5 separate regions of the Homo sapiens genome follow, and regions 1, 2, 3 and 5 are each linked to region 4. Evidence: read pairs that join two places in POLR2A ChIA-PET (ENCODE). Cell type or tissue: K562. All regions are shown on one strand. Links, peaks and the distances in the headings refer to the core of each region. The heading gives the core; the rest is flanking DNA. Region 1 has its middle 30 kb from the start of GMPR. Region 2 overlaps ATXN1 (ataxin 1). Region 3 has its middle 23 kb from the start of GMPR. Region 4 overlaps GMPR (guanosine monophosphate reductase). Region 5 has its middle 40 kb from the start of GMPR.

Evidence for each region. Peaks named below come from ENCODE experiments on the same cell type or tissue, not always from the same donor. Only the 100,000 strongest peaks of a DNase experiment are listed, where the experiment ranks them.
Region 1: POLR2A ChIA-PET joins it to region 4 with 18 read pairs; 4 of 35 experiments call an interaction of 5 or more read pairs at or near these places.
Region 2: POLR2A ChIA-PET joins it to region 4 with 18 read pairs; 5 of 35 experiments call an interaction of 5 or more read pairs at or near these places.
Region 3: POLR2A ChIA-PET joins it to region 4 with 54 read pairs; 5 of 35 experiments call an interaction of 5 or more read pairs at or near these places.
Region 5: POLR2A ChIA-PET joins it to region 4 with 50 read pairs; 2 of 35 experiments call an interaction of 5 or more read pairs at or near these places.

The regions. Positions count from the first base shown.
Region 1 is chr6:16,205,682-16,211,967 of GRCh38, reverse strand. No RefSeq gene overlaps it. Among named protein-coding and RNA genes, the nearest start is that of GMPR, 30 kb to the left of the region's middle. RefSeq lists an enhancer at 5,934-6,143. In K562, for the core only: no CTCF peak of the experiment used is centred there; no DNase peak of the experiment used is centred there.
Region 2 is chr6:16,319,986-16,326,271 of GRCh38, reverse strand. All of the region lies in intron 7 of ATXN1 (ataxin 1), which reads left to right. Among named protein-coding and RNA genes, the nearest start is that of GMPR, 85 kb to the right of the region's middle. RefSeq lists enhancers at 3,532-3,591, 5,069-5,902, 5,815-5,934. In K562, for the core only: no CTCF peak of the experiment used is centred there; a DNase peak (open chromatin) is centred at 3,381.
Region 3 is chr6:16,212,564-16,218,849 of GRCh38, reverse strand. No RefSeq gene overlaps it. Among named protein-coding and RNA genes, the nearest start is that of GMPR, 23 kb to the left of the region's middle. RefSeq lists silencers at 1,137-1,359, 3,818-3,994 and a cis regulatory region at 2,907-3,593. In K562, for the core only: no CTCF peak of the experiment used is centred there; a DNase peak (open chromatin) is centred at 3,159; H3K4me3 peaks cover 171 bases.
Region 4 is chr6:16,265,499-16,269,498 of GRCh38, reverse strand. All of the region lies in intron 4 of GMPR (guanosine monophosphate reductase), which reads right to left. Among named protein-coding and RNA genes, the nearest start is that of GMPR, 29 kb to the right of the region's middle. In K562, for the core only: CTCF peaks have their summits at 3,362 and 3,575; DNase peaks (open chromatin) are centred at 1,638 and 3,718; H3K4me3 peaks cover 2,860 bases.
Region 5 is chr6:16,195,614-16,201,899 of GRCh38, reverse strand. No RefSeq gene overlaps it. Among named protein-coding and RNA genes, the nearest start is that of GMPR, 40 kb to the left of the region's middle. In K562, for the core only: no CTCF peak of the experiment used is centred there; no DNase peak of the experiment used is centred there.

The sequences.
Region 1 (6,286 bases), core at 825-4,824, 58 kb after region 4:
ATGAAGATAGGTTGGGCACGAGGGATACCTTTCTTTTGGGAAGCTGAGAACCTTATCTGTGCACTGATAAGAGGGCATGGATGAAAAAAAAATTGACTTTCCATCACTGGTATTCTCAGGTCAGTTTCAAAAAAGAGAGTGGATGCAAGTTGAACATATTGATGGAAATGGATTCCCTTTTATTATTTATTTATTTATTGAGATGGAGTCTTGCTGTCACCCAGGCTGGAATGCAGTGGCGTGATCTCAGCTCACTGCCAACCTCTGCCGCTGGGTTCAAGCAAATCTCGTGCCTCAGCCTCCAGAGTATCTGGGATTACAGGCGCACAACACCATGCCTGGCTATTTTTTTTGTATTTTTAGTAGAGACAGAGGTTTCTCCATGTTGTCCAGGCTGGCCTCAAACTCCTGACCTCAGGTGATCTGCCTGCCTTGGCCTCCCAAAGTGCTGGGATTACAGGCGTGAGCCACTGCGCCCAGCCACCCAGGGGTGCATACACCCCATTGTGAAGCCTGCAGTATTAAAATTTAATACCTGAGCCCATGAGAGGACAGATTTCAGAAATTTCTCTCTCATAGTTCTGGAGAGTAGGAAGTCTGAGATCATGGGTCCAGCTGATTTGATTTTTGGAGAGGGTTCTCTTCCTGGATTCCAGACAGATGCCTTCTTGCTGTGTCCCCACAGAGTAGGGAGAAAGAGAGGAAGAGAGAGTCAGAGAAACAGAGAGAGAGATAAAGAGATAGATAGAGAGAGGGAGATAGAGAGAGGAGACAGAGAAAGAGAGCTCATGCTAGCTCTCTGGTGTCTCTTAAAAGGGCTAGGCTGGGCATGGTGGCTCACACATGTGATCCCAGCACTTTGAGAGGCCAAGGAGGGCCGATCACTTGAGGTTAGGAGTTCGAGACCAGCCTGGCCAACATGGTGAAACCCCATCTCTACTAAAAATACAAAAATTAGCTGGGCGTGGTGGCACGTGTCTGTAATCCTAGCTATTCGCAAGGCTGAGGCAGGAGAATCACTTGAACCTGTGAGGCGGAGGTTGCAGTGAGCTGAGATCAGGCCACTGCACTCCACTCCAGCCTGGGCAACAGAGCAAGACTCCATCTCAAAAAAAAAAAAAAAAAACAAGAAGATTAAACAAGATAATGGATGTATATCAGGGGTCCCCAATCCCTGGGCTGTGGACTGGTACCTGTCCATGGCCTGTCAGGAACTGGGCCACATAGCAGGAAGTAAGTGGACGAAGGAGCATTACCACCTGAACTCAGCCTTCTGTCAGGTCAGTGGCAGCATTAGATTCTCAGGAGCACAAACCCTATTGTGAACTAGGTTTTGTGCTCCTTATGAGAATCTAATGCCTGATGATCTGTCACTGTCTCCCATCACCCCTAAATGGGACCCTCTAATTGCAGGAAAACAAGCTCAGGGATCCCACTGATTCTACATTATGATCAGTTGTATAGTTATTTCATTATATATTACAATATAATAATAACAGAAATAAAGTGCACAATAAATGTAATGCTCTTGAATCATCCCCAAACCATCCCCCATTCCTGTCAGTGGAAAAGTCGTCTTCCGTGAAACTGGTCCCTGGTGCCAGAAAGGTTGGGGACTGCTAATGTCATAGTCTTTATGACTATGCCCAGCACATAGCATTTAATAAATGGAAGCTGTAATATAATAATATATCATTATTATTTTATATGAAAATAAACTCAGATGTATGAACGAGTATTGTGAAAATGCGCATATGTGTTAAAGATAAAACACGGACTTCATTCAGATTCCACGGTCCCCATCTTGGGCTTCTTCCACCGAGACCCCTGGAAGAAGCAGCGTTTGCCATCCTTGGGGAAGCTCTAGTATAAGCCTTTTCCTTATGTTAAAATGCCAAAACCTCTGTGAAAAGTAAGGATATTTATTTAGTGTGTCTCTGATCTTTACCTGAGCTGAAATTTTGTCGGACACAGAAGAGAGAAAGCAAGCATGAAGGTTCTGTGAGCTGGGGCAGGGACTGGGGAACCCACGGGTAGAGAAGGCAATTTGCAGCATGAAATAGAGAAACTCCAAGACTTACACCCCACTTTTCCCATTTCTCGGTGTGACCCAGGGTCTTGTCTCTACCTCTGTGTTTTCTCACCTCTTTTGTTGCATTAGTCAAATGCTGTGTCCTTTAAATCCACGGCATGTCTCCCTCCCTTGTTGCCCTGGAAATGGCTTCTGTTATCCAGCCAGAGAGTTTTATTGATTTCTCTGCCTTCTTTCAACCCCACCTTAAAAACAAGCACAATGCCATAAAATGAAATTCTTGTGTTTTAAGAAGTCTTCCTTGAGAAACTTGAACACTTACAAATAAGCTTATTTACTCGCTTTCCCTTTAGTAATAAAACAACTCTTTCTTTGTTGCACATTGCTTCCTCTATCTATAATCAAATTTAAGACTGCTTTTACTTTTTTTGTAGCATCTAGTACTATATTTGATTGAATGTATTTGTTTAATACATTTATGTTAATGTTAAAACACATTCTGGCATCTGTCCTGCCTCTGGTGGATAGTTTAATACAGAGATTTTTTTTTTTTTTTTTTTTTGAGACAAGGTCTTGCTCTGTGGTCCAGGCTGGAGTGCAGTAGTGCAATCACAGCTCGCTGCAGCCTTGGACTCCTGGGCTTAAGGGATCCTCCCAAGTTAGCCTCTTGAGTACCTGGAACTACAGGTGCATGCCACCATGCCCAGGTAATTTGTTAATTTTTGGGGGGTTGGAGGGAAAGGATCTCACTCCATTGCCCAGGCTGGAGTGCAGTGCACAATTACAGCTCACTGCAACCTCAAACTTCCAGACTGAAACGATCCTCCTGCCTCAGCCTCCCTAGTAGCTGGGACTACAGGCATACTGCCTGGCAATTTTTTGTACTTTTTGTAGAGACAAGGTTTTGCCATGTAGCAGCCCAGGCTGGTCTTGAACTCCTGGGCTCAAGCAATCCTCCCACTTCAGCACCTCCCAAAGTGCTGGGATTACAGGCATGAGCCAGCACGGGTGGCCTGAGAGATGTAATGCAAAACCCTGACTACACACAGTGCTGCCATATCAAAGAAGGAATTCCATGTTTTAGGTGGCGAGTTACTCATTTAAAGTAATGTTTCACATAATAGAATTCTGGTACAGTGAAGCCTAACATTAGACCCAACATACAATAACCTGAGCTTTGAAATGTCTTAGAATAACTATATTTCACATTTGGAAGAATTCTCAGAGATCACTGAAGCCTTCAGTTCTTAGGGATAATTAATTTAATCAAGAGAGGAAACAATTTCAACAACCAAAAGCTACTTCCTATCTTAAAAAGGAAATAGCAAATTATGCTAACACCTGATTGATTGATAAAAACAGATGTGCACATATCTCTATTCCTAATATTAGTATTATTAAGTCCACCTGCACACTAAAGTTCCAGGATCTGTGTGTACCAGTGGCAGTGCCCTGCCCTCCCTGTCGTGGAGATGCTCCCAACTTGTTCTCTTTAGTGCTTCTGTAATCAGTGGAAAGGAGCTAAAATAAATGCTTCTTCATGTCCCCACTCCTCCAGGAGGCGTGCACATCCTCCCCTCTATTCAGGAGAGATACTTGTCCCCAGGGCTGGGCTGGAGCGGTGAGCTGGTGTGTGGACACACATGGAAGCTTGTCCTTTTGAGGATCTTCCTTCCCACTTCTCTCTGAGACCTCCTACCTCTACCTATCCAGGCCCTTTTTCTCATTTGAGTAATTCACCTCTCTAACTCCTCTTTCTCCTTTCCCCAGCCCTGGTATTTCCTAGATTCATGGACAGCAAAAGCATGTTCCATGGGCTGATTCTCATCTTTCTCACCCTTAGTTCGACTAGTTCTTTGACTATTTTTTTTTTTAAACAGTCTCGCTCTGTTGCCCAGGCTGGAGTGCATCCAGTGGCACGATCTCAGCTCACTGCAACCTCCGCCTCCTGGGTTCAAGCGATTCTCGTGCCTCAGCCTCCCAACAGGGGTGCGTCACCACGTCCAGCTATTTTTGTGTGTGTTTTTAGTAGAGATGGGGTTTGACATATTGGCCAGGCTAATCTTGAACTCCTGGCCCAAGCAACCCACCAGCCTCAGCCTCTCAAAGTGCTGGGATTGAGCCACTGCGCCCGTCCTGAATCTTGGTTTTTATTTAGTAGTGGGCTAAGGGAGGGTACCCTGGGGTTAATGAAGGAAATACACACAAATCCCCAAAAGATATTATTTCAAAATATAACTCTCCTAAAAGAGTTTTTATAAGTTAGATAATTTTATTATTTATTTATTTATTTATGTGAGATGAAGTCTCGCTCTGTTGCCAGGCTGGAGTGCAGTGGTGCAATCTTGGCTCACTGCAACCTCCGCCTCCCGGGTTCAAGCGATTCTCCTGCCTCAGCCTCCCGAGTAGCTGGGACTACAGGTGCACGCCACCACACCTGGCTAATTTTTGTATTTTTAGTAGAGATGGGGTTTCACTAAGTTGGCCAGGCTGGTCTCAAAGTCCTGACCTCAGGTGATCCACCCACGTTGGCCTCCCAAAGTGCTGGGATTAGAGGCATGAGCCACCGCGCCTGGCCAAATTAGATCATTTTAGAGCTGAAAAAGCTTAGAAATTATTAGTCCAATTCTTTCATTTGTTAACGGGAAAACGGAGGTCAGAGATGTTGAAGGACTTGCCCGAAGTCACCTAGTTAGTGGCAGAGGCTGTGTCACGGAGTCCATATCTCCAAGCTTTCAGGCCAGCATTATTTCCTGAGCATTGCACTGTCTCTTATGTCAGGACTCAATTATTACATTAAAAGTTCCCAATCAACTGTAATTTATACGGGCTTTTAGAATACTTATAAAAACTGTATAGTCTTAGTACGTATGTCAAAAGAACTTGAATATTCTAAATTAAGCCCCACATTTTTCAAGGAATTCGGAAGGGAATATTTCTTGCTCATTCCAGATAGTTGGTTACTTGCCACCAAATTGAAGAAGTGGCTTAGCAGAGATGGTTGCTCTCAGTGAAAGTGGATCCGTACTCATTATTTCTTCCTGGCCTTAGATGTCAGCAGCCTATTTTAATTCACTTAAACCTTCATGTGTCACATCCTGTCTGGACCTCAGGGTTTCTGGAAGAAACAGAAAATAGGATTCAAATAGCCAGGCTTCCGGTCTGGAATAAGGATGCTGTGGTGTAGTGTGCTGTGTTTACCACTAGAGGGCACCTTTTCCCTTGCTTTGGAATCGAGTTTTTCAGAAACTGGAGTTTGCAATCCTCTGTATCTGTCCCTGTGTCCACACGTTAGTAAATTTTTGGTGGCTCAAATGAAATGCTCTTCCCGTACAACAATGGCACTCTGCAATCCTTAACAGATGTGATTGCTGATGGGGATAGTTACAATTCATTCTAGTCAATTAAGAGGAAATTGATGAGGGTGATACTGCCCAGGGGTGAGCAGAAAGAAGTCTAAATGTTTGGATTGGAAAAGGACTAAGAAGAGCTAATACCCTATGCTTTGGTTGTCTGCTTTAGAAGGAAAGCGTTCAGAATAATAATATGATTTAACAAGACAAATAGGGCAGACATATAGGATAAGCCTCATCCTACACAGGTGTGTAGCTAGCAGCCACCTGGTACATTCAAATTCTACTGAGGAAGAAAGGCAGACAAATACTGGGTTTAAAATATCTATCTGGCCAGATTCAGTAACTCAGACCTGTAATTCCAACACTTTGGGACACCAAGGTGGGTGGACCACTTGAGCCCAGGAGTTCAAGACCAGCCTCGATAACATGGCGAGACTTCATCTCTACAAAAAGTACAAAAATTAGCCAGGTGTAGTGGCACACACTTGTAGTTTCCACTCTTTGGGAGGCCAAAGCAGGAGGATTGCTGGAGGGTGGGAGGTGGAGGCTGCAGTGAGATGTGTCACATCACTGCACTCCTGAGGCACTGGGCGGGGCTCAGCAGCTTGTTACAATGTTTATTTTAATTAGATTCTAGCAATTGCAGCCTGTGCAGTGTAGATGTCCTAGGGCTGCCATTGTCTGCCATTCAGGGAACTTGGAATTAGAGCTCTTTGCAGAGATCTTGTGGGCATTAGGGAGAGGAGAAGAGGGGATGGAGTTATGTTTGAAAGTATGAGGAGCCAGTGGAAAAGCTAGGTTCTTGACTATGCCTGATTGGCCAATGACATGGCCACAGTTTGGTAACTGGCTGTGCAGATCCAGATTCTGGGTAGCAACAGCCCTGTACATCTGGCAA
Region 2 (6,286 bases), core at 899-4,898, 56 kb before region 4:
GACTCGGCCTTTCCCAACTGCGTTCTCTAGAAAAAATAAGCCCCATTTCCCCGTGATCTCTGCTGTGTGTAATGAATTAACCTCCATGCATGGAGAGTGGGGCTAGTTATGGAGTCCTTGAGACAATCCAGAAACTCACCACTCTAGTTATTTTTTGAATTCTGTGATTAAGATGAGGAACCCTGATTAGGAAACGCTGCTGGACTTCAGGTCCTTCTAGTGGTCATTCGGCACTTTTTCTTACCAGGAAAAGACAGAGGATGCCGTTGGAGTGAGGGGATTAGATGCTAAAGCAATCATATCCCATTGCAACATCCATGTTTTAAAATATGTCTTATTAGCTGGGTACAGTGGTATATGCCTTCGGTCCCAGCTACTCCAGAGACTGAGGCAGGAGGATCACTTGAGCCCAGGAGTTCGAGGCTGTAGTGAGCTATGGCTGAACCTGTGACTATCACTGCACTCAAGCCTGGGCAACATAGCAAGGCCCGGTCTCCAACATATATATAATGTCTTATTATTTAGGTATGATAAGGCCAACAGATAGATCAGCAGACAACTCTCTTTGACGAGATAATTTTTATACTCTCTGATCCCAAGAGGAAAGGGCACTCTACACCAAGAGGTGTAGAACACCGTAAAGTGGGGGGCACCTGGGGAAGCCCCAGGTGGGTCAGGAGGTGGAGGGAGTGAGGGGAAATGTGGCAAACAACAGCCTTTATTGTGGTTTCATGGGAGGCAGGGTAAACGGGTTTAGGATTGGTTAGAGTGGATAATTCCAGTGTGCTCTGGGGTGTAGGGGCTGTCCTTAGTTGTCTGGCTGCTGGTGCTGGGGTGATCAATACAGGTGGAAGGGCTGGGCACAGTGGCTCACACCTGTAATCCCAGCACTTTGGGAGGCTGAGGCGGGTGGATCACCAGAGGTCAGGAGTTCGAGACCGGCCTGGCCAACATGGTGAAACCCTGTCTCTACTAAAAATACAAAAATTAGCCGGGCATGGTGGTGTGTGCCTGTAATCCCAGCTACTCCAGAGGCTGAGGTAGGAGAATTGCATGAACCCGGGAGGTGGGGATTGCAGTGAGCCGAGATCAGGCCACTGCACTCCAGCCTTGGACACACAGCAAGACTCTGTCTCAGACAAAAAAAAAAAAACAGATGGAAGGCAGCCCTAAGTGTGATGGACCAATATAGGAGGCTGCTGGGGAGTGGGCTCTGGACTGGTTAGTTTGCATATGAAAGTCAGGCTCCTAGGAATTAGCTCTGGACTGGTTGGTTTGCATATAAAAGTCAGGCCTCTAGGAATTAGCTAATCCTAGGAGAGACTATACCTCTGGGATCCACAAGACACTAAAATATCAAAGCATCAGAAAATAAAAGCGTGGTTAATACAATCTGAGAAGTCAGGGCTGTCCCAGGTGACCTGCTGGGCTTGGGGTAAAGTCAGCTGTAGCCAAGATGAGTCACTGGAAGTATGGTTAACGCTCTTAATTTCCACAGGCTCCTTCAATCTACCCTTTTCCAGGTTCTTAGATCGATTACATGCATTTATTCCACAGCCCATTTCTTTCACTGCCCAAGTTGCTGGGAGTCCAGCAGGTTCAGCCTGCAGCTGAGAGCTTTCCTGGCTATCGAGCGTACTTTCTACAAGTGTTTCCATCTAGGATTTGAAAACATTCAAATGGGACAGAGCCTCCTTCCAGCTTGAGTTGAAAATAGTCATGAAATAGCTGCTATTTGGGACATTCAGATAAAATAAAACAAGAAAAAAAAGATAAACTAATTAATGGTTTGAATTGTTTTGGGCATTTTTTTTTTTCATTTTTGAGACAGTGTTTCTTGTCTCCTAGGCTGGAATGCAGTGGTGCAATCATAGCTCACTGTGGCCTTGACCTCCTAGGCTCCAGCGATCCTCCCACCCCAACCTCCCTAGTAGCTAGGACCACAGGTGCATACCACCATGCCCAGCTAATTTAAAAATAAAAAACATTTTAGTAGAGATGGGGTCTTGCTGTGTTGCCTAGGCTGGTCTCAAACTCCTGGGCTCCAAGCAGTCCTTCCACCTCGGCCTCCCAAAGCCCTGAGATTACAGACACGAGTCCCTATGTCTGGCTTTTTTGAGCATTTCTTAAATGCCCAAGTGAGGAAAGGACCAAATCAGTTTTCCAGAACCACTCGTGAATGACTGGATATGGGGGCTTGCACAAAGCCGGGGCCCTGCATTGCCGAGAGCTTTTAGCCCTGAATACTTTTCTTTGTATTATGAGATGTCACTGTAGGTTTACAGTCTTTGGAAGGGCCCAAGAAAGATTTCCCCAAAGATCTTATTTAAAAAAAAAAGAAAATCAGGATTTTTAAAATAAATGGCATAATAATACAGCTCACTACCCCTCTGTAGTGGCTGTTCACTTCCTGCATGAATTAGGGGTGGGTACTAGGAGAAAGAAAATGAACTACCTTGAGCAAAGTTGACTCTTCACAGACCCCAGGTGACACATGGAAAATAAACATGAGTGAAGAGTCATTGCTTTTCATGGTACTTAGAATCCTTAACACATTTTTGTGAACAGAGGCAGGTGTGAAAAGAGGTTTTGTTTAGAAATGCGACTGGTTCCTTGCCGGCCAGCATCAACTTCAGCTTGAGAATGAAGGCAGCCACTTCAGCTGTGGGCCACACTTCCCAGGCCTGGCAGCCTCTGCAGAAACCAGACTCTTCTATTTTTTTTTTTTTTTTTTTTTTTTTTTTTTGGAGACAGAGTCTTGCTCTGTCACCCAGGCTGGAGTGCAGAGTGCAGTGGGGTGATCTTGGCTCACTGCAACATCTGCCTCTTGGTTCAAGTGATTCTTCTGCCTCAGCCTCCCAAGTAGCCGAGACTACAGGCACACGCCATCACCCCCTGCTAATTTTTGTATTTTTAGTAGAGACAGGGTTTCACCATGTTGGCCAGGCTGGTCTCGAACTCCTGACCTCAGGTGATTCACCCGCCTCAGCCTCCTAAAGCTGGGATTGTAGGCGTGAGCCACTGCGCCCAGCCCCTTACAGCCCTCTTCTGTTCTTGGGGAGGAAGATCTAGGTGTGTTTTTCCCTACTCCAAACTTTGCAAAATTAATGATTAAATGAAAGAGAAATTGGCTTCCCTGTGAAGTCAGAGCCCTGTTCTCATGTTTTTTCCCATAGTGAGATCACTAAATCTCTCTACTGACAGCCAGGGTGCAGACGAGCAGGTAGAAGTGTTGTCAGGGCCTGTTGGCAGGTCTGTGAGGTTGGCCCCCGCGTGGCTATGCTGCATGCCGGGAAGGGCTTCCTCAAAGAAAGGCAAGTGTGCTGAGACCTGCTGAAAAGGCAGCTAGGGCTTCACGCTGTAGAAACAAAAGTGCAAGGCCTGACGCAACCAATGATTTGTCACTTTACCGAGGAGCCTATCAGAAATCGGCTGACATCATCACAGCTAAAATACTCCACCAGCTGTGTTTGCCACAAGTGACAGGTTCAGAGTCAGTGGAGACTCAGACAGAGAGCATGAGAGGGGGAGATGGGAGGGAGAGAGAGAACTCATATCTGGACTTAATTGAGGTTCCAAAGGCTACATCCTTCTCCCCTCTGCAGTGCCTTCCTGAGGGGTTTTCTCCCCTAGCCTGAAGAATCTTCCTGGTCTTCTCAACTGGTTAGGCACTGCTGACACTGCACCCACAGAGAAATTCAGAAATGTGCAAATTGTTGAGCTTAATAAGCAAAATCACAAATTTGATTGGGGAAGTTGTGGAAGAAGAGATGGTTTTCTCCAAAACAGATGGCATTGTGACTCTAGGCAGAAATCCTGCATGAACAGACTCTTGAGGATGCCTGAACTCATAAGACCCCCCCAACATCACACCCCCAGGGAAAGCAGTGTGATATAGTATGGTGGTGACAGACCCAGGGGTGCGGATTTGGGTCTCTGGCAGGACAAGTTACTTCACCTCTCTGAGCTGCAGCACTCTCCTCTCTAAACCAGGCAAATGAGTTTTGTTTTTCTGTGGGTTTTTGTGTTCGTTTGTTTGCTTGTTTTGAGACAGGGTCTTGCCCTGTCACCCAGGCTGAAGTGCAGTGATGGGATCATTGGCTCACTGCAGCCTCAACCTCCTGGACTCAATTGATCCTCCCACCTCAGCCTCCCCAGTAGCTGGGACTATGGGTGTGTACCACTACACCCAGCTAATTTTCTGTGTTTTTTTGTAGAGACAGGGTTTTGCTATCTTGCCCGTGCTGGTCTGGAACTCCTGGGCTCAAGCGATCCACCCACCTCGGTCTCCCAAAATGCTGGGATTATAGGCGTGAGCCACGGCGCCCGGCCACGTATGATTCTTCATAGGAGATAATCTCTTGAGAGGGTTCCGTTTTTTAATGCTTCACTTTTATACTTTCCAGAACAGCACAGCCCTTGTAAAAATTTATTAGCGTCGGTTAACAAAAAACCAAGAAGAGCATTAAGATGAACATGTACTGACCTCATGCTAAGCGGCACACAGACCTCATGGGAACTAAAGCCATGGCATATAAAACTGAGGGGTGTTTAGTTTGGGGATGATTTTTAAGGGGCTGAATTCCTCATTAAGACTGTGGAAAGATGCCCCCAGCATTGTCCCAGCTGACGCTCCAGACGAGGCAATGTAGGAGAAAAATGCTTTTCCGTGTTTGTCACTATCCCTGTGGCATTGCCCTGCCCAGTACAGCTTTTCTCCACTCGAGCAAAGCGTCTATGCATCCCCCAGGCCCCCACCTAGGTGCTGTGGGAGGAAAGGGGAATGCCAGGTGTTGTCCATTGTTACTGCGTGCACCAAAGGAAGCCTCCTTCCTCTTCAGTGGAGGGTGATAGCACGTTCCCCACCCTGGAAGAGAGTTGCTGCTTTGCCATGCCTTGATTCTGGTTGAGAGTCCCAAAGGATGACAGAATCACTTCCCTTGGGCCTCACTGCCAAATATAATCCACTTAATATCCTCCAAGTTTGAGGCCATAAGTCTGTGGCGCATCCAGATGCGACCCCCGAGGCGATAGCATCAACGTGGGAGCCAATGCAACTCAAAAGAAGGATGGGGCTTCGCACCTCCTCCTTGGGTAGGAAGTAGGTTAGCTGCTTGGAAAATGCAGGAACTGGCACTGAAGAGATCTGAGTCTGAACATATCCCTCACCCGTCAGTAGCACTGGGACCTTGTGCAATGTTAGTTTTCCCTTCCCTGCTTCAACTTAGATGGCTCGGGCCCTGAGAAAGTGATTCACAGCTGAAAAATAAATCAAAGGCCTCGTGTTCTAAAAAGAGTTTATGGAAGGAGAGGCAGCTGATGAAAGTCTAGAAAGAAGGCTGAACTTTTCCAATGAGCACAATAAGCCATTTTTACCCTGCCTGTAATCCTCGGGGTGGAATCCCGCGAGTGGCCGAGGCGAGCACCCTTCCCGCCGTTCCTGTTTCTAAGGCTAAATGATGTCATGCCAGCCTGCGTGAGCATATCAATCTGTATTTCTGAGTATGAACTGGATTTGAGGGGTGCATTGGTGCTCCAGCCCTCCAGATCAGTAAGACAACCAATGCAGAAACAAGGGCTCCCAGGCTCCTCTTCTGCAAGAGGCTGTTAGTGACGTGCCCGCTGGGACAGCCCTGCCCAGGATGGCCCCAGCTGGGGAGCCTTTGGCTTCCATCTGGCGGCGTTCTATATTATCCCATCCTTCTGTCTCACCCTTCCTAGGTTCAGCTTCTCTGAAGAGTACACAGCATTTGCTCAGTGGAGTTGTAAAATGTATTGGTAAAGTGCTCTGGGTTGACACGTTCCTTTGCTTCTTTCCTAAATGCCAGGCTCTGTGTTATTAGGGCCGTCTGTCGCTTCCCAGCGCCTCCCGAGGTGACTGCTTCCCTGACTCGGTGGCTGCTTAATATTCAGTGCCATTTCCTCCTCCCGACTGTCCTGGCGTGGGTGTGAGTGTGCCTGTGTGTGTGCTCGTACAGCAGTTGTTATCATGATGTACTTACTGGCTGTCTACCGATGGCTTTCCTTTCATTCTACTATTTTTTGGTTGACTTCTGTGAGCTGTGAGTCATCGGTGGTAACATTATGCATTGAATGGATTAGCTGGTACCTAAAAATAGCCGAGGCCCTCATGCAGGCGGCACATGAGCCTGTAGAGTCAGTCCCTTTGCAGCCAAGGCAGACCCACTTGCCAACATTGAACATGCCGAGCTTGGTGGCGATGAATCCTAATGTATCAAAAAATAGATAGTTGGTGACTGCCCTGTGTGCAGAGCCCAGCCCTGGA
Region 3 (6,286 bases), core at 1,388-5,387, 52 kb after region 4:
TCTCAGAGAAATTGCAAATCTTCACCAAAGAGCATTACAGCTTATAAACACAGCATAAACCCAGAGAACAGCAACCAAATTTGTTGCAAACAAGAAAACAACTAAAGCCTCCACATTATCGAATACAATCCAACCAGATTGCCGCTGTTAGTTCGGGCAGCCTGCTTTTATTCTATCTGGCCCCACCCACATCCTGCTGATTGGTCCATTTTTCAGAGAGCCAAGTGGTCTGTTTTGACAGGGTGCTGATTGGTGCGTTTACAATCCCTGAGCTAGACATAAAGGTTCTGAGAGGTGACAGCGTGCCGGCAGTCGTCATAGCCCTCACTCGCTCTGGGCGCCTCCTCTGGCTGGGCTCCCACTTTGGTTGCACCTGAGGAGCTCTTCAGCCCACCGCGGCACTGTGGGAGCCCTTTTCTGAGCTGGCCAAGGCTGGAGCTGGCTCCCTTAAGTTTGCAGGGAGGTGTGGAGAGAGAGGTGCGAGCGAGAACCCGGGCTGCGCGCGGCACTTGTGGGCCAGCTGCAGTTCCGGGTGGGCGTGGGCTTGGCTGGCCCGGCTAGCCCCAGGCAATGAGGGACTTAGCACATGATGCAGGACTGGCAGGCAGCTCCATTTACAGCCCCGGTGTGCAGGCACACGGTGCGGGACTGGCAGGCAGCTCCACCAGCAACCCCGGTGTGCGATCCACTGGGTGAAGCTAGCTGGGCTCCTGAGTCTGGTAGGGACATGGAGAACCTTTTTATGTCTAGCTCAGGGATTGTAAATACACCAGTCGGCACTCTATCTAGCTCAAGGTTTGTAAACACACCAATCAGCGCCCTGTGTCTAGCTCAGGGTTTGTGAATGCACCAATCGACACTCTAGCTACTCTGGTGGGGCCTTGGAGAACGTTTGGACACTATAGCTAATCTAGTGGGGACGTGGAGAACCTTTGTGTCTAGCTCAGGGATTGTAAACGCACCAATCAGTGCCCTATCAAAACAGACCACTGGGCTCTACCAATCAGCAGGATGTGGGTGGGGCCAGATAAGAGAATAAAAGCAGGCTGCGCAAGGTGGCTGTGAAAGTTTTTCTTTGGTTTCTTAGGTTCAACTTTGTTTTATATGGATCTGTAATATTCACTAGTAAAGGTCTGCGACTTCACTCTTGAAGCCGGTAAGACCAGAAGCCCACAGGAGGAAGGAACACCTCCAGTACGTGCTGTCTTAAGATCTGTAACACCGCGAAGGTCTCCAGATTCAGTTCTGAGCTTGCGAGATCAGAAACCCACTGAAAGAAACTCTGGACGGGATATTGTAACAGCTGAAACACACAGGGCGAGTGTCTGCGGCTTCATTCTTATAAGCCATAGAGGCCACCAGTTTCGGACACAGTTCTGCACGTCCCCACTAGAATAGCTAGATACAGTGTGGATTGTTGCATTCACAAGTCCTTAGCTAGACACAGGGTGCTGATTGGTGTGTTTACAAATCTTGGGCTAGATAACGGAATGCTAATTGGTGTAGTTACAATCCCCTAGCTAGACGTAAAGGTTCGCTAATTCCCCACCAGGGTCAGAGGCCCAGTTGACTTCGCCCAGTGGGTCCTGCACTGGGGCTGCAGGTGGAAGCTGTCTGCTAGTCACTCACTGTGTCCCCGCACTCCTCAGTCATTTGGGTGGTCAATGGGACTCAGCACCGTGGGGCAGGGGGCTGTGCTTGTCGGGGGAGGCTCGGGCCACACCTAAGCCCACATAGTGGGGTGGGGAGGCTAGGCATGGTGGGCTGCAGGTCCTGAGCCCTGCCCCGCGGGGAGGCAGCTAAGGCCTGGCGAGAAATCGATTGAGCGCAGCGCCAGTGGGCCGGCGCTGCTGGGGGACCCAGCACACCTTCCGCAGCCGCTGGCCCGGGTGCTAAGCCCCTCTGCCCGGGGCCGCCAGGGCCGACAGGCCGTTCCGAGTGAGGGGCCTGCCGAGCCCACACCGAACCGGAACTCGCGCTGGCCGGCAAGCACCCCGCGCAGCCCCGGTTTCCGCCCGCGCCTTTCCCGCCACACTTTCCCGCAAGCTGAGGAAGCCGACTCCGGCCTTGGCCAGCCCAGGAAGGGGGTCCCTTAGTGCAGCGGGGGGCTGAAGGGCTCAAGTGCCGCCAAAGTGGGAGCCCAGCCAGAGAAGGCGCCGAGAGCGCGTGAGGGCTGCCAGCAAGCTGTCACCTCTCAAATGGATACTAGAGTCTGGGAAGGGTAGGAGTTTTTCCTTGCCTGCTGCCCAGATGGAGCAGATTTATCAAGACGGGAACTGCCAGAGAAAAAGTTTAATTCACGCAGAGCTGGCTGACTGGGAGACGAGTTTTATTACTGAAATCAGTCTCCCTGAAATTTCAGAGTCTAGGGTTTTCCAAGAATAGTTTGGCAGGCAGGGGAATGGGTGCTGGTGATTGGGTGGGGATGCAGTCACAGAGGTGTGGAAAACGGTCCTTGTGCGCTGAGCCCGCTTTTAGGTGGGGGCCACAGGACAGCTGAGTCGAGTTGGAGGCCCCCCTGGGAGGAGTCATTAGGTCCTCAGAAGTGTGAAAGCCTGAAAAGACAATCTGAAAAGTGTAGCTGCTGTAGAAAACGGGATGGAGGTTCCTCAGAAAATTAAAAGCAGAATTACCATATGATCCAGCAATTCCACTTCTGCGTATATACTCAAAAGAATTAAAAACAAGGTATCTGGAGGTCGGGCGCAGTGTCTCACGCCTGTAGTCCCAACACTTTGGGAAGCTGAGGCAGGTGGATCACCTGAGGTCAGGAGTTCGAGACCAGCCTGGCCAACGTGGTGAAACCCCGTCTCTACTAAAAATACAAAAATTAGCCAGACGCGGTGTTGCGCGCCTGTAATCCCAGCTACTTGGGAGGCTGAGGCAGGAGAATCACTTGAACCCGGGAGGTGGAGGTTGCAGTGGGCCGAGGTTGCACCACTGTACTCCAGCTTAGGCAGCAGAGTGAGACTCCGTCTCAAAAAAAAAAAAAAAAAAAAAAAAAAAAAGTAGGTAGACAAGAAACAGCCCTGAGTAGTGCTAAACTCAAGTTTCCCATTCTTCGGGAGAACTGAATTCCATTTCAGTTTATACCAGAGGTCACACGCTTCCATGCTTATCAGGGGCAGGCAGGAAACATGCATGAGTCAGCTGACTTATACCAGTTGGTTTTGGTATAAGTCATCCTTTCCTGGCCACTTCTGTTAAGCTTGGAGGAAAATAGACAATAGGGTTGAGGGTATTTCAGAGTCACTGTCAGTGTTTTCTGGACAATTTATGACTTTGAAGACAGTCGTGGCCAGTAGACAAGAAAAGCATTTTTGGCATAGATTTTTACTCACAGGTCTGTGTTTTTCAACTCTTTATTGCTCCTCCAGGGAACATTTAGTAATGTCTAGAGACATTTGCGGTTGTCACGACTGGACGGGATGGGGGGCGATAGTGGCTTCTGGTTGATAGAAGCCACGGATGCTGCTGAACAGTTCACAGTGCACAGCACCGCCCCACAACAAAGAATTACATAACCCAATCGTCAGTGGTGCCAAGGCTGAGGAACCCTGCCTTAGGTAGATGAGACTGTCATCTTCAAATTTTTGGTTCAAGTATTCCTTCAAAATTTTATAAAACTATTTATTCTTCTACATACTTTTAATCGACATCAAAAATTTTTAATCATAAGTTTGTCAATTTTAAAAGATGTAATTTCAGCCGGGCACAGTGGCTCACGCCTGTACTCCCAGCACTTTGGGAGGCCAAGTTGGGTGGATCACCAGGCCACGAGATCAAGACCATCCTGGCCAACATGGTGAAACCCTGTCTCTACTTAAAAAAAAAAAAAAAATTAGCTGGGCGTTGTGGCGGGCGCCTATAGTCCCAGCTACTTGGGAGGCTGAGGCAGGAGAATTGCTTAAACGCGGGAGGTGGAAGTTGCAGTGAGCCAAGATCATGCCACTGCACTCCAGCCTAGCGACAGAGCAAGACTCCATCTCAAAACAAAACAAAACAAAACAAAACAAACCCGTGTGATTTCTAGCTGATTTCAAGCCAAATTGTTTTGAAAACTAATACCATGACTCCTTGGGGTCCACCCCCATTTGCTTAAAAAACACGTGAAAAAATTCTACTTTTAGAGTTGAAATGTTGTATTGTTCATTTTTGTCCTTGACCTTCTATTTTCACATCCTGAAACCAGCTTTGCAAAAATTATAACAGACAATTATGACAGTGAAAGAGATCTGACCTAACCGACTCCATGTTGCTTCTAACCTCCAAGCTGTCCTTGTTCATTCCTGGGCAGAGGATCAACTAACTTTGGGAGGAGCTCAGTTTATAGTTTAACTTTGAAACAAAGATGATAACAGGCTGGGCACGGTGGCTCAGGCTTGTAATCTCAGCAGTGTGTGAAGCCGAGGTGGATGGAGCACTTGAGGTCATGAGTTCAAGACTAGCCTGGCCAATATGGTGAAACACTGTCTTTACTAAAAATACAAAAATTAGCCAGGCGTGGTGGCGGGTGACTGTAATCCCAGCTACTCAGGAGACTAAGGGAGGAGAATCACTGGAACCTGGGAGGTGGAGGTTGCAGTAAGCTGAGATCCTGCCACTGCACTCCAGCCTGGGTGACAGAGTGACTCTGTCTCAAAAAAACAAAAATAAAAACAAAAACAAAAAACAAAGATAATGACAGCCATTTCCAGAAACAAACCGCCTTCCCACCCAGATCAATAAACTGCCTTATAATAATAAAACTCCAGTAATATTAAAACTCCAATCTCCCATTCAGCTGCTCTGCATGAATTGGACTCTTTATTGCAATTCCTCTGCCTTGATAGATCAGCTGTATCTGGGCAGCAGGCAAAATGAACCCATCGGGTGGTTACAATCCCCCTCAGGAATTTATCCTGGGGTGGTTCATTTCCAGCTTTATGAAATAAATTGCACTGGGATAAGAGGCTTTTCCTGATCATCCTATCACACTTCTCTGCCATAAAAATCCTATAAATTGGCCAGGCGCCATGGCTCATGCCTTCAATCCCAGCACTTTGGGAGACTGAGGCAGTTGGATCACCTGAGGTCAGGAGTTTGAGAACAGCCTGACCAATATGGTAAAACCCCGTCTCTACTAAAAATACACAAATTAGCTGGGCATGGTGGTGGGAGCCTGTAATCCCAGCTACTTGGGAGGCTGAGGCAGGAGAATTGCCTGAACCCAGGAGGTGGAGGTTGCAGGGAGCCAAGATTGCGCCACTGCACTCCAGCCTGGGCAACAGAGAGAGACTCCATCTCAAAAAAAAAAAAAAAAAAAAAGAATCCTATAAATTGAAATTAATGTTTCATTATTTCCTGTGACTATAATGATTTAATTGTTAAAAACTTTTTTTGGGGGTTGCTAATAGTTACAACTTTTATTAGAGACAACTGATCAAAACGACTTAAGTAAATTACGGATATACATAATTATTAAACATCAGAAGTAAAATTTCTTTAAGAGGCACCTTTTATTGGGTGCATCTTGGGCTGGATTATACTCGGGTGCTTGATGCAGAACAAGCGCATTTCTTGCTCACACTATTGGTCCACCCAACAAGATGCTTTGCTCATCAGGGTTACTCTGGGACCCGGGCTTCTGCAGGCTTCCTCTCAATGTCTGCACCCATGATCACTGAGGCAGGAGAAATGGAATGTGGCTGCCTGGAAATGATACATGTCACCTCCATGTATACCTCATTAGCCCATGCCAGTCCCAGGGCCAAATCTAACTTCAAACACAGTTGGGGAAGTGCAAACCTTCCATATGGTCAAAAGGGAAGAACTGGAATTCAGGTGACGCCCTGCATAGATAAATGGGGCTTCCCTCCCACTTCCCTTCTAATTCATGTATTCATGAATGAATGTTTATACTTTTTGAGGCAGGGCCTCACTCTGCTGTTCTGGATGGAGTGCAGTGACACAATCACAGTGCACTGCAGCCTTAACTGAGCCCCCGGCTCAAGTCATCCTCCCACCTCAGCCCCTTGAGTAGCTGGGACTACAGGCGCTCGCCACCATGCCTGGGTAATTTTTGTATATTTTTCGTAGAGATGGTGTTTCGCCATGTTGCCCAGGCTTGTTTCAAACTCCTGGGCTCAAGTGATCTGCCTGCCTCAGCCTCCCAAAGTTCTGGGATTACAGGTGTGAGCCACTGCACCCCGCCTGAATGAGTATTATTTATTGCTAGGATGAGAGAGTTCAGAAGTGATTTTATTCCTATTATTGTGTTTGTCTTTATAGATAGAAGTTATGAGAA
Region 4 (4,000 bases), core at 1-4,000:
TAATATAAGCTATTCAGTTTATGGTATCTTGTTATTGCAGCCTGAACAGAACTGATGACAAAAGGTCTCTGGGCAAAAATAAAAACAAAAACTGCTTTGCCCCAATTTTTCCAGCTTTCCTTTAGGCCTCAACATCTATGGCAAAATAAGTTCGGAAAGATCTGGGGTCGAATGCTAGACCTCCCTCATTACTGGGTACTTTTGAGCAAATCACTTCAACCAGAGTCTCCATTTATCCTGCTATAAAATGGGGGTGGATGTACCCACTTTTAGTCCTTAAAAGGTTTACAAAGAAAGTTCTCTCAAATTCTTAGCACAGGGCCCAGCTCTTGGTGGTGCTTTATAAATGTTAGTCCCTCCATTTAAAAGTACTTTCTGTATATTGCTCCTTTACCCATTCTTTTTAGTTTTTTTGTAATTGTGGTCAAATACACATAAAATTTACTAGGTGTAAATTTTACACATAGAAAACAGAAATAAAATTTTTGTTTTTTAAATAATTTTTATTTTTTTCGTGAAGGGACTTAGTGCCACTGAACTGTACACCTAAAAATAAATAAAAAATTTAAATTTATTTAAAATTTTTAATTTAAAATAATTCATATTTATTTTAAATTTATGTAATATAAAATTTGTTAGTAAATAAGTTTTTAGGTGTACAGTTCAGTGGCATTGAGTACATTCACACTGTTGTACAACCATCACCATTATCCATCTCTGGAACTTTTTAATCATCTCAAACTGAAATTCTGTACCCATTAAACAGTAACCACTTTTTACTGGTTTTTCTGGGGTCCTCTTGCAAGAAAAATCCTTTCCATAGGATGATAAAAGGCAAGGGTTGGCAAACAGGCAGCAGGCGGCTAGATTTGGCCCACAGGCTGTGATGTGCCAACCCCTAACATAAAAAGAGAAATATCGGCAGGCGCGGTGGCTCACGCCTGTAATCCCAACACTTTGGGAGGCTGAGACAGGTGTTATCACCTGAGGTCAGGAGTTCGAGACCAGCCTGGCCAATATGGCAAAACCTCGTCTCTACTAAAGATACAAAAATTAACCAGGTGTGCTACTCAGGAGAATCACTTGAACCTGGGAGGCGGAGACTGCAGTTAGCCAAGATCGTGCCACCACACTCCAGCCTGGGCAACAGAGTGAGAGTCCATCTCAACAACAACAAAAAAGAGGAGTATCAACCCCAGTGACTGTTCCCAAGCACGTGGAAAATGTCCCACTACCTGCCCATGGAAAAATAGTTGCTATCCAGGCAACAGCCATGTTAAACTGAGTTTATTATGTGACTCTTCAGAGAGAACATCACCTTTGTAGCTTTCAGCCATGGTTCCAGAAAGTGGGTGAATACAGAAAATCCAGGGAACACGGCCTGAGAGGTGCTCTCAGCCATACACACCCCTTGTACCTCAGGGGAGGGACACTTGAATGGTGAGGCCCCAGACCTGCCCCAAGCTTTCAAGGAACATTCAATGTGTCCGCCTCTCTGTGAAGAGGCGTACAGCGGAAACATCTGTGTGGCTCAGAACCTTGAGAAAGAATGTGGGCAGGCCAATGAGCCATCAGTCATGCATGGAAATGTCAGGGTCCCGCCCTGGAGATCCAGCCCATGGCTCCCGGAGATCTGCCCGCAGCAGCTGACACGGCATTGCCCCAGGGGAGTAGAGCTTGGCCTCTATCTAATCTGAACACATTAGATCTCAGGCACCTATTTCCTCCAGACCAGATCAGAAAGAGCCACCAGCACAAAAGCATCTCCCAGAGCCAACACAGGGACCTCCAAGTCCCAGTATGTCTGGAATTGGTTCCTTCCGGTGGGTTCTTGGTCTCGCTGGAGCCACAGACCTTCGGCTGCGGTGAGTGTTACAATTCTTAAAAGATGGCGTGTCCGGAGTTTGTTCCGTCAGATGTTCAGATGTGTCCGGAGTTTCTTCCTTCTGGTGGGTTCATGGTCTTGCTGACTTCAGGAGTGAAGCCGCAGACCTTTGCAGTGAGTGTTACAGCTCTTAAAAGTGGCACCGTCCGGAGTTGTTCATTCCTCCCGGACGGTTCGTGGTCTCGCTGACTTCAGGAGTGAAGCCACAGACCTTCACAGTGAGTGTTACAGCTCTTTGTTTTTTGAGACGGAGTCTCCCTCTCACCCAGGCCGGAGTGCAGTGGCGCGATCTCGGCTCACTGCAAGCTCCACCTCCCAGGTTCATGCAATTCTCCTGCCTCAGCCTCCCGAGTAGCTGGGACTACAGGCGCCCGCCACTGCACCCGACTAATTTTTTCTTTTTTTTGTACTTTTAGTAGAGATAGGGTTTCACCGTGTTAGCCAGGATGGTCATGATCTCCTGACCTGGTGATCCGCCCACCTCGGCCTCCCAAAGTGCCGGGATTACAGGCGTGAGCCACAGCGCCCGGCCATGTTACAGCTCTTAAAGGTGGCACGTCCGACGTGCCACCTTTTTCGCAGGGAGTGTTACAGCTCTTAAAGGTGGCGCACCCAGAGTTGTTCGTTCCTCCTCGTGGGTTCATGGTCTACGCCGACTTCAGGAGTGAAGCCGCAGACCTTTGCAGTGAGTGTTACAGCTCTTAAAGGTGGCACGTCCGGAGTTGTTCGTTCCTCCCGGACGGTTCGTGGTCTCGCTGACTTCAGGAGTGAAGCCACGACCTTCACAGTGAGTGTTACAGCTCTTTTTTTGTTTGTTTGTTTTTTGAGACGGAGTCTCGCTCTCACCTAGGCCGGAGTGCCGTCAAGCTCCCCCTCCCAGGTTCATGCAATTCTCCTGCCTCAGCCTCCCGAGTAGCTGGGACTACAGGCGCCCGCCACTGCGCCCGGCTAATTTTTTCTTTTTTTTGTACTTTTAGTAGAGATGGGGTTTCACCGTGTTAGCCAGGATGGTTATGATCTCCTGACCTGGTGATCCACCCATCTCGGCCTCCCAAAGTGCCAGGATTACAGGCGTGAGCCACCGCGCCCAGCCGTGTTACAGCTCTTAAAGGTGGCACGTCGGACGTGCCACCTTTTCCACAGGAAGTGTTACAGCTCTTAAAGGTGGCACGTCCGACGTGCCACCTTTTTCACAGTGAGTGTTACAGCTCTTAAAGGTGGCACGTCCGACGTGCCACCTTTTTCACAGTGAGTGTTACAGCTCTTAAAGGTGGCGCACCCAGAGTTGTTCGTTCCTCCTCGTGGGTTCATGGTCTACACTGACTTCAGGAATGAAGCCTCAGACCTTCGCAGTGAGTGTTACAGCTCTTAAAGGTGGTGCGCGCGGCGTTCTTCATTCTTCGCAGCGAGTGTTACAGCTCTTAAAGATGGCAAGTGTTACAGCTCTTAAAGATGGCAAGTGTTACAGCTCTTAAAGATGGCAAGTGTTACAGCTCTTAAAGATGGCAAGTGTTACAGCTCTTAAAGGTAGCCCGTCGGGAGTTGTTCATTCCTCCCACTGGGTTCGTGGTCTCACTGACTTCAGCAGTGAAGCCACAGACCTTCACGGTGAGTGTTACAGCTCTTAAAGGTTGCACATCCACAATTGTTCCTTTCTCCCGGCGGGTGGCTTCGTGGTCTCACTGACTTCAGGAGTGAAACTGCACATCTTTGCAGTAAGTGTTACAGCTCATAAACGTCGCGTGGACCCAAAGAGCGAGCAGCAGCAAGCGAACGAAGAAAACCTCCATGGCGTGGAAGGGTTCCGGAGTGGGTTATCCGGGCTGGCTCCAGCAGCCAGCTTTTATTCCCTTATTTGGCCCCGCCCACATCCTGCTGATTGGTCCATTTAACAGAGTGCGGAGTGGTGTGTTTTTACAGAGTGCTGATTGGTGCGTTTAGCTAGACACAGCGCTGCTTTAGCTAGACACAGTGCTGCTTTAGCTAGACACAGCGCTGCTTGGTGCTATTTTTACAGAGTGCTGATTGGAGCATTTACAATCCTTTAGCTAGACACAGAGCACTGACTGATGCATTTACAATCCTCTAGGCTAGACAGAAAAGTTCTCCAAGTCC
Region 5 (6,286 bases), core at 1,009-5,008, 69 kb after region 4:
ACCCAGTGTGTATTTCCATAGAGCAATACAGCTCTTAGGCACTGGGGATGAATCAGGAGTGTGCTTGGGTAGGTCACAGCACTGTTTCCAGATGGAGCGTTAGGATGGCAGGAAAGGATGAGAAGCAGCAGAGCTTTAGACAAGGAATCTTTTCTGCCAGTTAATGCCTTTCAGGGCCTCTGCCACAGATAAGGATGAAAGAGGTCAACAAGGAATATGGAGAATCACATACAGACAGAACTGCAGCTGTGACCTGGACAAACCACCCAGCTCCCTCCACCCTCCACACTGCCCACTGCAGAGTGAGATGGAAAAGAAGAGAAAGTCGGGACCGAGTGCCGTGGCTCATGCCTGTAATCCCAGCACTTTGGGAGGCCGAGGCAGGTGGATCACGAGGTCAGGAGTTCGAGACCAGCCTGACTAATATGGTGAAACCCCGTTTCTACTACAAATACAAAAAGTTAGCTGGGCATGGTGGCGCGTGCCTGTAATCCCAGCTACTTGGGAGGCTGAGGCAGGATAATTGCTTGAACCCGGAGGTGGGGGTTGCAGTGAGGCGAGATGGCGCCACTGCACTCCAGCCTGGGCTACAGAGCAAGACTCTGTCTCACAAAAAAAAAAAAAAAAAAAAAAAAGAGAAGAGAAAGTCGGCCAGTTTTTCAGTCTACCAATGAAGTAAGCTGTTTTCTTTTCAGACTTGGAGTGAGCAAATTCTGTAAGCACCCTAATTAATGAGGAAAGCTCCAAGTCAGGCATGTTTTCTTGAAAGCACTCTGTGCCTGTAGCCCTTCTCTGACCAGCCTGGATAGGCAAGACATCCAACGTGATTTCTGAGTTTGTACATATTTGTAGTGGCTATTTGCTGTGAGGTGGAAACAGATCCTGCTCCCGCTTTGGGAGCAATGTCAAGACACCCATGACTTCAGAAACAAGATGAAACAAATATCTTGGTTCATGGGCAAACTGCGCAGAGCAGGCTTTGTGTGGGAGCCCCCAAAGGTGGAAGAGCTATTCAAAGGTTGCCAGAGCCTGAGAATAAACTGGCCCTGACGAGACTTATGGACACGATCCAGTTCCGAGCAAAATCCGTGCCCAACCTCCCTGAAGTGCACCATTGAGAAAACGGCTTGAGAATAGATTGAATGACATGAGGAGCAACATCGGCGGAATGGCTTTAATGAGCCAAAAAATGTGGTTTCAAATGCCCCTGTCTCCGAGTGCCACTGCCTGCCTTTGCCAGCAGATACAAAATCTGTTCACTGAAGCAAACTTAGAGACATGAAGCGGAGCTTATGCAAATTCCAGGTCAGCATGTCGCATTCACATTCAAGTCCAGAAAATTCGCTCCACGTGAGGAAAGATATGTCCGAGCTGAAGGGGAATTGTTTGTGGTCTTGAATGCAGGGCAGGATTGGGGGCGTTGCCGGCAGAAGGAAAACTCTTGCATCTCCAGCAGGGAGAGTTTATGGCTGGGCGTGCTGTTGACTCCCGGGGAGGGGGGTGTTGTTTACTGTACAGTCTGGTCCTAATTATTCAGGGGCCGATTATCCAATTCATGGATTCACTGGCCTAGTGCCTCTCCTCTTTTTAAAGATTTCCAGACTTTTGGTGATGTTACTGCTCAGCTGATGCCAAATGGTTGAAAGAAAGAATGAAAAGAGGATAAAAATAATCTTGCTCCATGTTAGCAATTCCTGTAAACTAGCTGATCAGGGAAAAGGAGCAAACTGCTTGGTTAAAATAGAATCTAGGAATTGTTGGGGATAAGGGGTTTCTTTCTTGGTACCCTATACACGGTGTCCTGGGCCCCTATTGCCACAGGGACGTCCGTGGCAGATTTGCTGGTGACGGCTCCATAAGGCAATGCTCACTAAGTGCAGACAGTGCAGCAGAGCAGCCAGCTGGGCTCACAGTGAGGCTGCTGACTGCACAGTCAAGCACAGAAGCAGACCCCGAAGAAACCTCTGGGCTCTGAGTAGGCTTGGCCTATAGCTGCTTGTGTGTTGTGCAAAAGGATACAAGCTCCATCCAGCTCCTAGACCACCAAAAATCATCACACACTTTTCAGTGATGATTTGAGGGGGTCAGTAATAAATGCCCAGAGGAAAGAAGCCAAAATACAGAGCTGTGAGAGCATTTGGTGAAGCCAGACCTCAAGGAGCCATGGAAATGGGAAATGAACATATTACGGCACGAAAAGGTGTATTAAGCTTTGGGGAGGAAAGTGGGGTGACCTCTTAGAAAGTTAGTGGCAGGAGGATCTTGTGACTTAAAAAAATGTTCCTTTAATGAACATTCTTCCAAATGAATTAATTCTTTTGTATTAATATATTGAAGGCTTAGGACTGATTAATATCATTACTTTGAAGTATAATCTCTTCATTAACTTCTCTCACTTTCCATTATTAGTGAACATTTATATTTTTAACTATACAATGCACATAATAAAATGATTGTGCAGTAATACTTTAAATTTGAAATTAGGATTTTTAACTAGCTTGAACTGAGCTTTCCAAAGATAAGCCCTCCCTACCCCATTGTACTTGTTCTTTCCTCTAAACCCACCACTTAATTCAAAATCAAGGAGTTTCTTATTGCAATTGAAACAGAACAGGAATGTATTTCAGTCTTAAGTCTTCAACCTTGCTCTTGGTATTTTTTCCTTGCTATTAAATTTACAAAAGTTCAAGGCTTTTGGTTTAAATATCCAGATGAGTTTGACAGAAACACTCGACAAAGACAAGGCATGATCTAAATTAGAACTGGTCCTAAAAGCCTTCTCCACCCCACACTTTGAGGATGCTGCAGAAAAACAAATGAACAAACACATATACATCTAGTTTGACCACAATAATTGTTTTTAAATTTATTTGGTCCCAAATGACTTGAAGAATCTAACAAAATGTATGAAACTTCTTCCCAGAAAAATGTATACAAACACAACAGCACAGATTCCCTAAAGCCATCCTACCCTGATTATTGTCTCTTAAAGCAAAAACTGATCTGGCCTGGTGCAGTGGCTCGTGCTTATAATCCCGGCACTTTGGGAGGCTGAGGAAGGTGGATCGCTTGAGCTCAGGAGTTCAAGACCAGCTTGGGCAACATGGCAGAACCCCGTCTTTATAAAACATGCAAAAATTAGCCCGGTGTGGTGGCATGCACTTGCAGTCCCAGCTACTTGGAAGGCTGAGGTGGGAGGACGGCTTGACCCCAGGAGGCAGAGGTTGTAGTGAGCTGAGATGGTACTGAGAAGTGACAGAAAGCTGGCAGCCCTCACAGCCCTCGCTCGCTCTTGGCGCCTCCTCGGCCTCGACGCCCACTCTGGCCGCGCTTGAGGAGCCCTTCAGCCCACCGCTGCGCTGTGGGAACCCTTTCCTGGGATAGCCGAGGCCAGAGCCGGCTCCCTCAGCCTGTGGGGAGGTGTGGGGAGACAGGCAAGGGTGGGAACCGGGGCTGCGCAGGGCGCTTGCAGGCCAGCTAGATTTCCGGGTGGGCGTGGGCTTGGCGGGCCCGCACTGGGAGCAGCCGGCCCGCCCCACCAGCCCCGGGCAGTGCACCTGAGCCAACAGCTGCGGGGAGTGCGCTGGGTTCCCTAGAAATGCTGGCCCGCTGGCGCTGCACTCGATTTCTCGCCGAGCCTTAGCTGCCTCCCCGCGGGGCAGGGCTCGGGACCTACACCCCGCCATGCCTGAGTCTCCGACCCCCGCCTTGGGCTCCTGTGCGGCCTGAACCTCCCCGACGAGCGCCGCCTCCTGCTCCACGGCGCCCGGTCCCATCGACCGCCCAAGGGGTGAGAAGTATGGGCCTAGGGCGCGGGACCGGCAGAGCAGCTCCACCGGGGGCCCCGGTGCGAGATCCACTGGGTGAAGCCAGCTGGGCTCTTTAGTCCGGTGGGGATTTGGAGAACCTTTATGTCTAGCTAAGGGCTCATAAATACACCAATCAGCACTCTGTATCTAGCTCAAGGTTTGTAAACACACCAATCAGCACCCTGTGTCCACCTCAGGGTGTGTGGATACACCAATTGGCACTCTGTATCTAGCTAATCTGGTGGGGACTTGGAGAATCTTTATGTCTAGCTAAGGGATTGTGAATACACCAATCAGCACTCTGTATCTAGCTCAAAGTTTGTAAACACACCAGTCAGCACCCTGTGTCTAGCTCAGGGTTTGTGGATGCACCAATTGGCACTCTGTATCTAGTTAATCTGGTAGGGACTTGGAGAATCTTTATGTCTAGCTAAGGGATTGTGAATACACCAATCAGCACTCTGTATCTAGCTAATCTAGTGGGGATGTGGAGAACTTTTGTGTCTAGCTCAGGGATTGTAAACTCACCAATCAGCACCCTGTCAAAACGGACCTATCAGCTCTCTGTAAAACAGACCAATCGACTGTCTGTAAAGTGGACCAATCAGCTAGAGTTCCGGGTGGGCGTGCCCCCCCCCCGCCCCACTGCGCCCCCCCCACCGCCCCGCACTGGGAGCAGCCAGCCTGCTCTGCCACCCCGGGCAGTGAGGGGCTTAGCGCCCTCTCTTATGTGGGTGGGGCCACATAAGAGAATAAAAGCAGGCTGCCAGAAACAGCAGTGGCAACGTGTTTGGGTTCCTTTCCCCACAGTGGGAGCTTTGTTCTTTCATTCTTTGCAATAAATCTTGCTACTGCTCACTGTTTGGGTCTACGTTGCATTTATGAGCCCTAACACTCACCATGAAGGTCTGCAGCTTCTTTGTTGAAGCTAATAATATCACGAACTCACGGGTAGAAACAAACAACTCCAGCTGCGCCACCTTAGGAGCTCTAACACTCACCGTGAAGGTCTGCAGGTTCACTCCTGAGCCAGCGAGACCTAGAACCTCCCCACCCCCGTAAACTGCACACGTCTGAACATGAAAAGGAACATACTCCAGACACACCACCTTTAAGAATTTTAGCACCCACCACGGAGATCTGCGGCTTTTTCCTTGAAGTCAGTGAGACAACCCATCAATTCCGGACACATCAGAACTCAATTCTGAACTGCTGGGATGGGCGATTCTGATTTCCCTTTGGCTAGGGGTGGTCTAAATGCTTTCTCTGTGGAGCGGCCTCGGCTTGGTTCAGCCCGCTTTTGTTTTCTACTGTGACAGGGCAGCACTGAGTTCAAAGCAAAGTGTAACAATCGCTGTGCTCTCCCTCTTCCTGAGCACATAGATTCTCTCCATGGGCTACACAACTACTATGGTATGAGGGAGAGGCGTCAGCAATTCAAGACTCTCTTCAGTAGCTCTTTCATAAGTTAAAACCACATACTGGGGGTGCTTTTCTGATTTTTGGTTATTATGAAGGTGTTTTTTTGTGTAGTTATTAAGTTTGATGTTCTTGGGAGACAACTGGTGAAAATTTTTTTTGAGATGGAGTTTCTGTTGCCCAGGCTGGAGTGCAATGACGCAATCTCGGCTCACCACAACCTCCACCTCCGGGGTTCAAGCTATTCTGCCTCAGCTTACCAAGTAGCTGGGATTACAGGCATGCACCACCACGCCTGGCTAATTTTGTATTTTTAGTAGAGATGGGGTTTCTCCATGTTGGTCAGGCTGGTCTCGAACTCCCAACCTCAGGTGATCTGGCTGCCTCAGCCTCCCAAAGTGTTGGGATTACAGATGTGAGCCAGTGCACCTGGCCCAGAACCTTCTATTCAGCCGTTTTGCTGCCTACTTTAGCATTTTCTAATCTAATCTCAGAATCTGTTATATGAAGGAAATCTATTAATGGGAACCAGTCTATTATTTGGAACTAATGTTGCAAAGAATGTATTTTAAGAAACATTGCATTATATCATACAGCCACAAATAAACTTGCATTTCTGGATGTGTGAACCATATTAAAACATTTTTTATATGGAATATTTCAAATATATGTGAAAGTGGAGAGAATAATATAATGAACTCCACATACTTATCATCCAGCTCAGTAATGGTTATTAGTTATTTTTTTCTTTATATCCCCATGCATTTCCCCAGTCACTCCCAATTATTTTTATTTTTATTTTTTTTTTAGAGGCATGGTTTCACTAAGTTGCCTAGGCTGTACTTAAACTCCTGGGCTCAAGCAGTCTCCCCTGCTTCAGCCTCCTGAGTAGTTGAAACTTCAAGCTTGGGTCACTGTACCTGGCTTCTCCCAATTATTTTGAAGCAACCCTTAGACACCATATAATTTTATTTGAAATATTTTAGTATGTATCTCTGAAGACTCTATTTTAAATGTAATTACATCATCATCTTATCCCCCAAATTGTAATTCTAATT